Regions from separate parts of the Homo sapiens genome. Here region 1 is linked to region 2. A link is an interaction called in ENCODE POLR2A ChIA-PET data of the cell type or tissue named here. Cell type or tissue: CD4-positive, alpha-beta T cell. All regions are shown on one strand. Region 1 overlaps ZNF14 (zinc finger protein 14). Region 2 overlaps GMIP (GEM interacting protein).

What was found. ChIA-PET counts read pairs that join two places held together with the same protein. Peaks named below come from ENCODE experiments on the same cell type or tissue, not always from the same donor. Only the 100,000 strongest peaks of a DNase experiment are listed, where the experiment ranks them.
Region 1: POLR2A ChIA-PET joins it to region 2 with 5 read pairs; 4 of 35 experiments call an interaction of 5 or more read pairs at or near these places.

Annotation. Positions count from the first base shown.
Region 1 is chr19:19,727,274-19,731,273 of GRCh38, reverse strand. All of the region lies in intron 1 of ZNF14 (zinc finger protein 14), which reads left to right. Among named protein-coding and RNA genes, the nearest start is that of ZNF14, 3.8 kb to the left of the region's middle. In CD4-positive, alpha-beta T cell, no CTCF peak of the experiment used is centred here; no DNase peak of the experiment used is centred here.
Region 2 is chr19:19,635,300-19,639,299 of GRCh38, reverse strand. GMIP (GEM interacting protein) reads left to right here. Exons shown (of 21, transcript NM_016573.4): 8 at 818-898; 9 at 971-1,141; 10 at 1,243-1,380; 11 at 1,739-1,935; 12 at 2,271-2,383; 13 at 2,504-2,593; 14 at 3,579-3,656; 15 at 3,731-3,885. Among named protein-coding and RNA genes, the nearest start is that of GMIP, 6.4 kb to the left of the region's middle. In CD4-positive, alpha-beta T cell, no CTCF peak of the experiment used is centred here; a DNase peak (open chromatin) is centred at 1,656.

The sequences.
Region 1 (4,000 bases), 92 kb before region 2:
ATGCTGATATGTCAGTTTGGGTACCATATCTAGTTTGGGTACCCTATCCTGAAAGGTGTAGTATATAGTTTTTCAGAATTGGAATACTAATTATTTTTGTATAAAATAATCAATAAATAATGGTTTTTCTAAGGTGGTTATTTGTAGATTATATCTTTTATCTGTCTGTGTACTTGGGTCAAAAGCTAGTTGTGAGTCTCCTCATCTTAATTCAAGTAGGCTTAATATACGTGACCTTGAATCTTCACATCCTGATGGTTTGGATGTATCCAGTTGAACTACAGCTGCTTTATGCCAGTGTTTTGTAAATAATTTTCCTGATTGTATTGGGTTTCTTTTTTTATATTTTCTTTCTTCTTTTGAGATGGAGTTTCACTCTTGTTGCCCAGGCTGGAGTGCAATGGGGTGATCTCGGCTCACCGCAACCTCCGCCTTCCAGGTTCAAGCGATTCTCCTTCCTCAGCCTCCCTAGTAGCTGGGATTACAGGCATGCGCCACCACGCCCAGCTAATTTTGTATTTTTAGTAGAGACAGGGTTTCTCCATGTTAATCAAGCTGGTCTCGAACTCCCAACCTCAGGTGATCCGCCCGCCTCAGCTTCCCAAAGTGCTGGGATTACAGGCATGAGCCACTGCGCCCGGCCTGTATTGGATTTCTTATGTTATTCCAAGTCTGAGTTAGTATAAGTACTTCGCTTAGTACATTGGGTTTGCAGTCAGTCTTTCACCGTCAAGTTTATTAATGTAAATAGATTGGTTTTTAAGATGCCTACCTTGTAATTGATACTGTAATTAAACACCTTTTGATATTCTGTGAGGTCATTTATATGAGTCATCATTGATTGTATTTCATTGTCTGTGAGATAGAGGAGAGTATGAAAGTGGTAGTTGACATGTGGGAGTTAAGTTTGTGTTTAAAATCAAACCCTGCCCTTAAATAAAACTGCGGGCTGGGCACGGTGGGTCACGCCTGTAATCCCAGCACTTTGGGAGGCCGAGGCGGGCGGATCACCTGAGGTAAGGAGTTCAAGACCACCCTGACCAACATAGTGAAATCCATCTCTACTAAAAATACAAAAAAAAATTAGCCGAGCCTGGTGGCACACACCTGTAATCTCAGCTACTCAGGAGGTTGAGGCAGGAGAATTAGAATTGCTTGAACCCAGGAGGCAGAGGTTGCAGTGAGCTAATGCCACTGCACTCCAGCCTTGAGACTCTGTCTCAAAAAAAACTAACTAAATAAATAAAGGTAGTTTGCATATATTGTAGCCAAGCTTGCCACGAATGTGAATTTAGTATGTGTTGAATTATGTCACATTCTGAATGGTGCTGTGTCTGTTCATTCAGTTTGATTTGTAAAGCTTATCGGTCTAGGTATATGTAGCCATTTTAGTAAATTATATTGAAAAATGGGTGAGGGTAAGGTTTTTCACCTGTAGGATGATGAAATACAGCTCTAATATATGTTAAGGTGGAAGCATATTAATGTTGGTCATCCCTTAAAATATGTGTCTCATTGGGTGATTCTGTACATTTTTTTTTATAAGTTTCTCAGTTGTGGTGTTTAATTGGTACCCTTGAAAACAAGTATATTTAGGACAACTCTGTCTACATAATCTTCTGTTGTTTTAGCATGTGTTTCAGAAGTCGTGTGTGTAGGCCCAGGTGTGGTGGCTCATGCCTGTAATCCCAGCACTTTGAGAAACCGAGATGAGTGAATCACCTGAGTCAGGAGTTCGAGACCAGCCTGGCCAACGTGGTGAAACTTTGTCTCTCCTGAAAATACAAAAAATTAGCTGGATGTGGGGGCTGGCGCCTATAATTCCAGCTACTCGGGAGGCTGAGGCAGGAGAATTGCTTGAACCCAGGAGGCTGAGGTTGCAGCGAGCTGAGATTGCGCCATTGCACTCCAGCCTGGATGACAGAGGAAGACTGCCTCAAAAAAAAAAAAAAAAGTTGTGTGTGTAAAGTGATGAGGATCAGTTAAGATTATTGGGTGGGCCAGGCACAATGGCTCACACCTGTAATCCCAGCACTTTGGGAGGCCAAGGTGGGTGGATCACGAGGTTAGGAGTTCCAGACCAGCCTGGCCAACATGGTAAAACACTGTCTCTACTAAAAAATACAAAAATTAGCTGGGTGTGGTGGTGGGTGCCTTTAATCCCAGCTACTTGGGAGGCTGAGGCAGGAGAATCGCTTGAACCTGGGAGGCGGAGGTTGCGGCGAGCTGAGATCACGCCACTGTACTCCAGCCTGGGCAACAGAGCAAGACTCCGTCTTGTCGGGGGGAAAAGATTACTGGGTGTAATCTTTGTTTCCAATCTAATTCTACTATGAGGATTTTTTTAGTTCTGTCAAAGAATTGTGGTTCTGTCAAATAAGTTTGACTTTTGGCATAATTATAACAAGGTTGGAAGGCAAAATTTCTCAAAAGTGGAAAGTTAGAGAATCATTATAGTATGTCTTATCCTCTTCTATTATATATCACAGTCCAATGGGTATCCCAGTGGCATTGGTATTTTTTCCCGTGGAGGTCTGAAAGTTGGGTATATGTAATATGAATGATTGGTGTGATAGCTGTGTCTGGTGTTGTACCATCTTTTAGATCTGCTTTGTAATCATAATCTTTACTTCCTTCGAGTTCAGATTGGTACCAGAATTCACATCAAGTATCAACAAATGACTCATAGGAGTATATATCATATTTAAGCTTGTCATGTTAGTTCTTCCAGTATATGTTTTTTTTTTTTTTTTTTTTTGAGACGGAGTTTCGCACTTTCGCACAGTCTGGAGTGCAGTGGCTCGATCTTGGCTCACTGCAACCTCTGCCTTCCAGTTTCAAGTGATTCTCCTGCCTCAGCCTCCTGAGTAGCTGGGATTACAGGTGCCTGCCACCATGCCTGGCTACTTTTTGTATTTTTATTAGAGTCGGGATTTCACCATGTTGGCCAGGCTGGTCTTGAACTCCTGACCTTGTGATCCACCCACCACGGCCTCTCAAAGTGCTGGGATTACAGGCATGAGCCTCTGCACCTGGCCCCAGTATATGGTTTGACTGTGGTACTGGGATTGGTGTTTGGTCTGACAGATTGCTTTTATCTAATGATCTGTTTTGTTTTGTTGTTGTGTTTTTTTGTTTGTTTTGTTTTGTTTTGTTTGAGACAAGAGTCTCACTGTGTTGCCCAGGCTGGAGTGCAATGGTGCGATCTTGGCTCACTGCAACCTCCACATCCCAGGTTCAAGCGATTCTCCTGCCTCAGCCTCCCGAGTGGCTGGGATTATAGGCATGAGCCACCATGCCAGCTAATTTTTGTATTTTTAGTAGAGACGGAGTTTCACCATGATGGCCAGGCTGGGTAATGATCTGTTTGGATTGGCATGTCTGTTTCTGGTAGCATTTTTCTATTATTATGTGTGCTGTCCATTGGTTTGAGATGTTATTGAATGCTTGATTATAGCTACATACATTGGTTGAGTCGCATTTATGTGGTCTTCTAAGGGGTGTTTGGGAATACATGCCAAGCGTCTATAAAGATGCATTGATTGGATGTGTGTGTAGAAACTCTTTAGGCATTCATTTCAAATGGTCTGAGACTACATATTATTAGTCCCTTGATTTTTCTGGCAGTTGTTCAAAAAAGAATATATTTTCATCAAGTACATGTGGAGTGTGTTCTGGTAATCGTGTGATTTTAGGTATGAGTTGGCATTGTTGGATATCTATGTATTCGAGGCTCAGGAATTTTTACGGTGGCTTTAGTAGGAGTGGTAGGAACAGAAGTAGTAGTAGTAGTAGTTGTTGTATCTGTTATATCCCTTTTATATTCTAAAATATTTTAGGCTGCGTGCATTGCCTCACACCTATAATCCCAGCACTTCGGAAGGTCAAGGCGGGAGGATGACTTGAGACCAGCAACATAGGGAGACCCCATCACTACAAAAAAAGAAAAAAATTAACTATTTTAGTCTATTTGTGTCAATCCTATGTTTTATATTAATTA
Region 2 (4,000 bases):
AGACCAACCTGGGCAACATAGTGAGACCCCCTGTCTCTACAAAAAAAAAAAAAAAGTTTTTTAATTAGCTGGGCCTGGTGCACATGTCTGCAGTGCTAGCTACTAGGAGGCTGAGGGTGGAGGATTGCTTGAGGCCAGGAGTTCGAGACTAACCTGGGCAACATAGTGAGATCCCTGTCTTTATCTACCAAAAAAAATTTATTTATTTATTTTTTTTTTTGAGACAGAGTCTCACTTTATCATCCAGGCTGGAGTGCAGTGGCATGATCTCAGCTCACTGCAACCTCTGCCTCCCGGGTTCAAGTGATTCTCCTGCCTCAGCCTCCCGAGTAGGTGGGACTATAGGAGTGTGCCATCACATCTTTATAATTTTTGTATTTTTGTAGAGACGGGGTTTCACCATGTTGGTCAGGCTGGTCTTGAACTCCTGGCCTCAGGTGATCTGCCCACTTTGGCCTCCCAAGTGCTGGGATTAAAGGCATGAGCCACTACACCTGGCCAACCAAAAAAAAAAAAAAAAAGAAGAAATTGTTTTTTAAATTAACTAGGCCTAGTGCACATGCCTGTAGTCCTAGCTACTGAGAGGCTGAGGCTGGAGGATTGCTTGAACTCAAGAGTTCAAGTTCAATGCTGCAGTGAGCCATGATTGCCCACTTGCACTCCAACCTGGGCAACAAGAGCAAAACTCCGTCTCGAAAAAAAAAAAAATAGAGTCCAGAGGTGGCAAAGCACATGGCGCAGGAATGGAAGGACTGGGTGGCTGCTTCTGGGTTGGCCCTAAGGCAGCGTCTCCATCCCCATCCCCAACCCTTGCCAGCCCCTCGCCGCCAAACGGACTGAGATTGAGAAGTGGCGGAAGGAGTTCAAGGAGCAGTGGATGAAGGAGCAGAAGCGGATGGTGAGGCTTGGAATTGGTGGAAGGGTAGGGTGAGAGAGAGGCCGGGACGCTGACCTTCTCATCATCCCCCAGAATGAGGCGGTGCAGGCACTGCGGCGCGCCCAGCTGCAGTATGTGCAACGCAGCGAGGACCTGCGGGCACGCTCCCAGGGGTCCCCTGAGGACTCGGCCCCCCAGGCCTCGCCGGGACCTAGCAAGCAGCAGGAGCGGCGGCGGCGCTCGCGAGAGGAGGCCCAGGCCAAGGTGGGCACCCGGCCCCGAGCCCCTGTAGCGCTGTGGCGCCCCCTGCCCTCCACTCTCGCCCACACGCGCCCCACCCCGCTCCTGGCCTCCCGTTTCCCCAGGCGCAGGAGGCCGAGGCGCTGTACCAGGCCTGTGTCCGCGAGGCCAACGCGCGGCAGCAGGACCTGGAGATCGCCAAGCAGCGAATCGTGTCGCACGTGCGCAAGCTGGTGTTTCAGGGGGATGAAGTGCTGAGGCGGGTGAGGCCCATCCCCAAGGCCATCCTCCCCTCACCCCGTTGGGGCCCCGACTGAGTGCCCCACTCCTCGCCCCTAAGCCACCCTGGAGACACCAGGACTAGGCCATTTCCCTCGACAGCCAGTTCCCGCCCCCAGACCCACTGTCTCGGCTCCGCCCCATGAGGTCCTGTCCCCTGGATGACCAGCCCCTGCTCTGACCATGCCTGGGTCCCCTGGCCGACTGCCCTAGTTCCTAAGCCGCCCAGGTGCGTCCCAAACCCTGACCACGTTCGCGTCTCTCAAGCCCCGCCCCAGCTCTGGCCCTGCCCCCAGGCTCCCAGGCTCCGCCCCTCCCCAACCTGCTGTCTCCACCCGGCAGGTGACGCTGAGTCTCTTCGGGCTGCGGGGGGCGCAGGCAGAGCGTGGCCCCCGCGCCTTCGCCGCCCTGGCCGAGTGCTGTGCGCCCTTTGAGCCGGGCCAGCGCTACCAGGAGTTTGTACGGGCGCTGCGGCCCGAGGCCCCGCCGCCCCCGCCGCCCGCCTTCTCCTTCCAGGAGTTCCTTCCCTCCTTGAACAGGTGGGTCACTGGAGCAGGGAGTCGGGAACGAGCCCCGGAATCGCGATGCCAGGCTGTTGGCACCGCAGGCTGGTTACTCGAGGTTAGAGAACGCAAAGCCTTAGTGGAATTTAGTACTCCAGGCTCTCGGGGGCCATAGGAGGGTGAATGGGTTGTCCCAGTCCTAGGGGCAGGGGCAGGAATGTGGGGCTACTGTATTTCAGGGGCCACAATGCCCTGGGTGTCAGGGTTTGCAGACCCAAGTGCTTGGAGTTGGTACCTAGACATGATGCCTGGGTGCCATCACCCCAGGCCAGTTTCCTGGGATTCAAACCTTCAAACTTCTGTCTTCTCAGCTCCCCTCTGGACATCAGAAAGAAGCTCTCTGGGCCTCTTCCTCCAAGGCTGGATGAGAATTCAGCTGAGCCAGGCCCTTGGGAGGATCCGGGCACAGGCTGGCGCTGGCAAGGTGAGTGCAATGAGGGCCAGGTGGGAGTGGTGCCAGGAGTTCGTTCCACCAACACATAGGTGGGCTGCAGGAGTGGGGTTTGTGAGCAGGGGACCATCCTTATTGACCTGTGCCACCTAGGGACTCCAGGCCCCACTCCGGGCAGCGATGTGGACAGCGTGGGTGGCGGCAGCGAGTCTCGGTCCCTGGACTCACCCACTTCCAGCCCAGGTAGGGATAGGACCTGGTCCTGACCCACACTCCACCTGTGACCATCCTCCAGCCCCTGGCCAAGCTCTGACCCTCAATCTTTAACTATCTTTGACCTCTGACCTACCCCACACCCCTGACCTATTTCCTCAACCTCTTTTTTTACCTTTTTAAAAATTATTTATTTATTTATTTGTTTGTTTATTTGAGACAGTCTCATTCTGTCGCCCAGCCTGGAGTGCAGTGGCGTGATCTCGGCTCACTGCAACCTCCACCTCCCAGATTCAAGCGATTCTCCTGTCTCAGCCTCTGGAGTAGCTGGGATTACAGGTGTGCACTACCACGCCGGCTGATTTTTGTATTTTTTAGTAGAGACGGGGTTTCACCATGTTGGCCAGGCTGATCTCGAACTCCTGACCTCAGGTGATCCACCTGCCTCGGTCTCCCAAAGTGCAGGGATTACAGGTGTGTGCCACCACGCCCGGCCTTTTCTTTTCTTTTCTTTCTTTCTTTTTTTTTTTTTTGAGACAGAGTCTTGCTCTGTTGCCCAGGCTGGAGCGCAGTGGTACGATCTTGGCTCACTGCAACCTCCGCCTCCCAGGTTCAAGCGATTCTCGTGCCTCAGCCTCCCGAGTAGCTGGGACTACAGGTGCCTGCCACCATGCCTGGTTAATGTTTGTATTTTTAGTAGAGACAAGGTTTTGCCATGTTGGCCAGGCTGGTGTCAAACTCCTTGCCTCATGTGATCCTCCTGCCTCAGCTTCCCAAAGTGCTGGGATTACAGGTGTGAGCCACTGCGCCCGGCCTATTTCCTCAACCTCTTGATCCAGCTTATGAACCACCCCCCTCAGGTTGCTGACCCAATTCTCCAACCCTTAACCACTGACCTGTCCAATCCCCCTCCTGACCTCTGACCCCTTGGGAATTAGTGGGTGGTTCTGGAAGCCCTAAAAACCAGGAGTGCCTCCCATAGCCCAGGAATCTCCCATGATTCCTCTGACCCCAGGCGCTGGCACGAGGCAGCTGGTGAAGGCTTCGTCCACAGGCACTGAGTCCTCAGATGACTTTGAGGAGCGAGACCCTGGTGAGGCTGAAGCAGGGTAGGTCAGGATGGGACAGGGCAGGGCACCAGGCACTCCTGACCCTGTCTCCCTGCAGACCTGGGAGACGGGCTGGAGAATGGGCTGGGCAGCCCCTTCGGGAAGTGGACACTGTCCAGCGCGGCTCAGACCCACCAGCTGCGGCGACTGCGGGGCCCAGCCAAGTGCCGCGAGTGCGAAGCCTTCATGGTCAGCGGGACGGAGTGTGAGGAGGTGTGGCCTGGGTTAATGACCAAATGACCTTTGCTGACCCTTGATCATCTCCCTGACCTGAGATTCCTACAGCCTTTCTGCCCCTGGGACCCACCCTAACCTGATGTCTCCCATG